2 separate regions of the Homo sapiens genome follow, and region 2 is linked to region 1. A link is a loop called in an ENCODE intact Hi-C map of the cell type or tissue named here. Cell type or tissue: endothelial cell of umbilical vein. All regions are shown on one strand.

Evidence for each region. Hi-C counts contacts between places; a loop is a spot of excess contacts. Peaks named below come from ENCODE experiments on the same cell type or tissue, not always from the same donor. Only the 100,000 strongest peaks of a DNase experiment are listed, where the experiment ranks them.
Region 2: a loop joins it to region 1, with 5 times the contacts of the local background. A loop is called at or near these places in 5 of 110 quality-filtered maps.

The regions. Positions count from the first base shown.
Region 1 is chr20:59,054,204-59,056,703 of GRCh38, reverse strand. No RefSeq gene overlaps it. Among named protein-coding and RNA genes, the nearest start is that of SLMO2-ATP5E, 13 kb to the right of the region's middle. In endothelial cell of umbilical vein, no CTCF peak of the experiment used is centred here; a DNase peak (open chromatin) is centred at 1,233; H3K27me3 peaks cover 590 bases.
Region 2 is chr20:59,494,878-59,497,377 of GRCh38, reverse strand. No RefSeq gene overlaps it. Among named protein-coding and RNA genes, the nearest start is that of PHACTR3, 110 kb to the left of the region's middle. RefSeq lists enhancers at 1,183-1,232, 970-1,470. In endothelial cell of umbilical vein, a CTCF peak has its summit at 1,274 (motif pointing right); a DNase peak (open chromatin) is centred at 1,287.

The DNA.
Region 1 (2,500 bases):
GATAAAATAAGATATTATTTGATAATATACAAAAGCTTTTGCTTTCTCATATTTATTATCATTGCTCTATCTTTGTATAAACTTTTAATTTTAGGTTATCTGTGTGACTTTTTATAAGTATGTTATTCAGAGAAAGTGCAACGTTGAAATATCTTTTAGGAGTTCTTTTGAGCATCTGTGCCTTTTAATAGGTCTTCCACATGGTGCTTTTTTTTTAAATTTTAGTTTCATAATTTTTTCTTCTACAAAAGTTTTTAAACTTTTGATTGCATATGATTCACTTTAGTAATCATTTTCATTGCTAATATTTTCCTTTGTTTTAAGCCACTTTATAAGCATTTTTAAGGAACGGAAAGGGAGAAGATCATTGGTACACCCTGTATCATCATTTCAAAAGAGCATAGCATCATCTAATGAAATGTAGGCACCTCTCAGTTTCCAAACTCTACTCTACCACAAATGGCTCTTTTCCTATTCAGATGGTGCTTTCTTTAATTCTATAGTTTTAATTTTCTCTCAGGAAATGCTAATTCTCATTTCATATGTTTTGATACCAGGGCTTATTATTCTGGCGCAATATTTTTAGCTATATTCTTCAAATGTTAACTATGCCAATCAGGTTCCTCTTTGTTTCAAAAATACCATATACAAACCTAATTTTATTTCCCCCTCAATTTCTCTACACAACACCACAGCTCTCTGTACTCTTTAAAATTTCAATAAACTGTGGTATTTTATTAATTCTATTTTATAAAGAGAACTTTGAGAAAATAAAGTTCCAAAAGTGAACTCCTTTTTAATGAGCACTTTATGAAATATGCTTTATCTAAAGGTCACTATTACTCTTCTTTTAATTATACAATTTGTGTCCCCATGGACTATTAAATATCACCTCCATTTTTTACTAGTACTAATACTTTCTCAACTATTGTGATAAAAAATGTGTCATGAATAAATAAGCACAATTTAAACTCTTCTCCATACAGCAATTTCTCAAAAATGTCACACTTACTTGTAACAATTTAATAAACAGCAACATTAAATTAACTCTTATTAAAATCCAGTTTTATAACTGGTGGTATGTGCAGCAATGAGAAATTTCTTAATGTGGGGGATAGAGAGTGGTGAGATGGGCAAAAAAGGGACAAATAGTAAGCAGGACGAAGGACCGTAAGATTAACAAATAAGTGCTATTCTTTATTAGTATCAGAATTTTCAGCATTGGTGCACCCCCTACTGACTGAAGTCCACATAAGGCTGTTTTAAAGTATCATTTAATGCCTGTCATAAATCAACCAAGTTACTTAAGGAGAGTCGTTATTAATTTTCTTCCTAAGTAACTTTTCTGGATCTAGCTGGGCGCGGTGGCTCAAGCCTGTAATCCCAGCACTTCGGGAGGCCGAGGCGGGCGGATCACGAGGTCAGGAGACTGAGACCATCCTGGCTAACACGGTGAAACCCCGTCTCTACTAAAAATACAAAAAATTAGCCGGGCGTGGTGGCGGGCGCCTGTAGTCCCAGCTACTCGGGAGGCTGAGGCAGGAGAATGGCGTGAACCCGGGAGGCAGAGATTGCAGTGAGCCGAGATGGCGCCACTGCACTCCAGCCTGGGCGACAGAGCGAGACTCTGTCTCAAAAAAAAAAAAAAAAAGAAAAAGAAAAAACTTGCTGAATCTTTACTAGCTATAGAGGAAAACCATAACCTAACAACACAGAACTCAAAGCCGCTCAACACTGAAAGAAATCTCTTGATTATTGAGCAGACATTTGTTAAGCACCTATTAGGAACTTGGAAGGATATAAAGATAACCAACCCAGAGTCCTTACATCTTAAATTCTCATGCAGGAGATAGACCGCTACACAAGCCTCTGACCCTCACCTCTTCTTACCCCTTCTATCTGCCCCTCACCTGGCCTTCCAGAGCACACTACAGTTTCCAAATCAAACTTGCAATGTACTTTCATGTACCCTTCCTATCACCCTCGCTGTTCTTTCTCCCTAGAATTCTCCCACTTCTTCTCCCTCCCCTTAAAACACAAATTCTGTTTCTTCATGATCCAACTAGTGAATCTTTTTCTGAACACTTAAGGTTTTTCCAGCTTTATATTATTACAAACAATTCTGTGACTTAGATCTTGGTCCAAATTTCTGAATTTCCTTAAATTCCTGCATTGAGAATCACAAGGACAAACAGGAATGTTTAAGACTCTTCATAGATATTGCTAAATTGTTCTCCAGAAAGACTGTACCAACTGATACTTTCAATAGAAGTGTATGAAAGTACCTACCTCACTTCATATTCACCAACTTTGAATAAGAGCTATATTTCGATTTGCTAAGTTGATAGGCCAAAAATGGTATATGGTTTTAATGGGCATTTATTTGATCACCAAAGCAGTGGAACATTTTTTCACATTAATCACTTGCATTTTTTCTACCAATTGTCTGTTCATGGTATTTTCATTTTCTAAAGGGTTTTAGTGGGTTTCTAATGGTTAT
Region 2 (2,500 bases), 440 kb before region 1:
TAGAATTCTGTTGCAATGAGTTGAATTGTGGTCCCCCCAAATTTCTACATTGAAGTTCTGAAACCCCGAGTACCTTAGAAAGTGACCTTATTTGGAAATAGAACCTTTGCAGTTGCAATTAGGCAAGATAAGGTCATACCTGAGATAAGGCCCCTAATCCATATGACTGGGGTCCTTATAAAAGGGGGAAACTTGGACTTAGATGCATGGAGAGAAGATATTGTGCCGATCCAGAGAGAATGCCATGGGAACATGGGGATGGCTGCCACAAGCCAGGGGACACCTGGGGACACCAGATGCTGGAGAAGCTGGAACGGATCCTTCCTCGAGGCTTCGGAAGGTGCCAACTATGCCGACACCTTGATTCTACACTGCCAGCTTCTGGCACTGTGGGACCATGGATTTCCACTGTTCTATGCCACCTCATTCATGGTGCTTTGTTACAGCAGCTCCGGCAAACTAACCCACCTTCAGATCCAAGACAGTGTGCACAGCACTCCGGAGGAAAATTCCCAACAAGTCACATATTTTTAAAAATTCATATCAATGAGAAGTTTTACATTATCTTAACAAATATAAAAGCACAGTCATCCTGCAAAATCCGAATGGAAAGACATCTTCCTGATTTAATGATCGCGATTCTTAAATCCGAGTCTTTCACACTGGGATCTTCACATCTGTCCTGAGGGTTTGAGTGCTGTCTCCATGAGAAAGTGAAGTTGCTTGAGTTTGAGGAGCTGCATTGCCACTCTGTGTCCACCAAGGCAGTCAGAGCTGAGCAGAAACTCAGGGTGAATTCCAGATCCCGTAGCCCAGGTTCCATCCCAGCCCCAGCACGGAGTGGGTGACTTAACCTGTGTGTGCCTCAGTTATCCCATCTGTAATGTGGGGCCATTATTAGGCGCTTACCTTATAGAGTGCTGTGGGGATTTTGTCAATATATGTGTGGTTGGCTGAATAACAATACCCCCCACCAAAAGATATTCATGCCCTAATCTCTGGAAACTGTAAATGTGAACTTACAGGTAAAAAGCAACTTTGCAGATGGGATGAAGTTAAGATCTGAAAGAGGAAAGATTATCCCTGGGCCGGGATGCGGCCATGGGTATCCTTATCCGAAGGAGGCAGAGGGAGACTTGGCACATACAGAGGAGAGGGTGAAGCTGAAGCAGAGACAGACCTGAAGATGTGGGTCCTGGAGACTGGAGTGAGGACGGCACCCCTGAGGAACCGGCAGCTGGCAGAAGCTGGAGCAGCCAGGGACAGCTTCTCCCCTGGCGCCACCAGAGGGCGCACGGACCTTGATTTCAGACCTTGATTTCAGATTTCTAGAAGGGAGAGTACTTCTCTGCTGCTTTCAAGCACCCAATGTGTGGTCGTTTCAGCAGCCACAGGAAGAGCTCCTCAGCCTCGACAATATTGCCAGGGTGGGCTGGTGACCCTCTGTGGTGGGGGTCACCTCGTGCACTGCAGGGTGTCTCACAGCACCCCATCTCCACTCGATAGATGCCAGGGGCGCGCCCACCTTGTGTGATAACCAAAAATGTCTCCAGACGCTGCCAGTTGTCCCCTAGGGGGGCAGAATCACCCCAAGTTGAGAAGCGAGTGTGAGGACAGCCCTGGGGCTTGGCGAGCACGCAGTGTAACCAGGGGCTAGTTTTCATCATCTCCCTTTCTCTTAGTGCTGAGACAAAGCTGAACACTGTTCCTTCGCACATCGCCCCCAAAGACCTCCTGGGTCAGAGGGGACTGAGGGGACCCCACCTGTGAGGACATCATGGGCAGGGAAAAGGAGAGAGACTGAGGTGGCCTGAATGTAAACCCCAGTTCCTCTGGAATACTCTTTTCCCTAAGAAAAATAAATTTGAATTTGGTATTCTACAAAAATATTACAGCTGTATTTGCACGTGGATACAAAGTATTCCTTTAAGTCCTTGGATCATGTCCACTCCGTGACACTGCCACCCAGCGCAGCGCCTTGGTGTGGGAGCTCGGTCCCCTCTTGGGCACCACGGGACACAGGGCTGCTGTGTGGGTGGAGCAGGAGGTCAGGATCAGTGCAGGAACTCAGCAGGCCTCCAACGCCAGAGGCAGCCATCATCATCCACACTGAGGAAGATGCACTATTTCAACCCAAAGACTAAACCACAGGCCCATGTGATGTCGGGAAGTGGTCACTTCTTTTTTTTTTTTTTTTTTGGAGAGGGAGTCTCACTGTGTTGCCCAGGCTGGAGTGCAGTGGCGCAATCTCAGCTCACTGCAATCTCCACCTCCCAGGTTCAAGAGATTCTCCTGCCTCAGCCTCCCGAGCAGCTGGGATTACAGGCATGCACCACCACGCCCAGCTGATTTTTGTATTTTTAGTAGAGACGGGGGTTTCACCATGTTGGCCAGGCTGGTCTCGAACTCCTGACCTCAAGTGATCCATCTGCCTCGGCCTCCTAAAGTGCTGGGATTACAGGCGTGAGCCACTGCACCTGGCCACTCCTCTTCTTTAGAG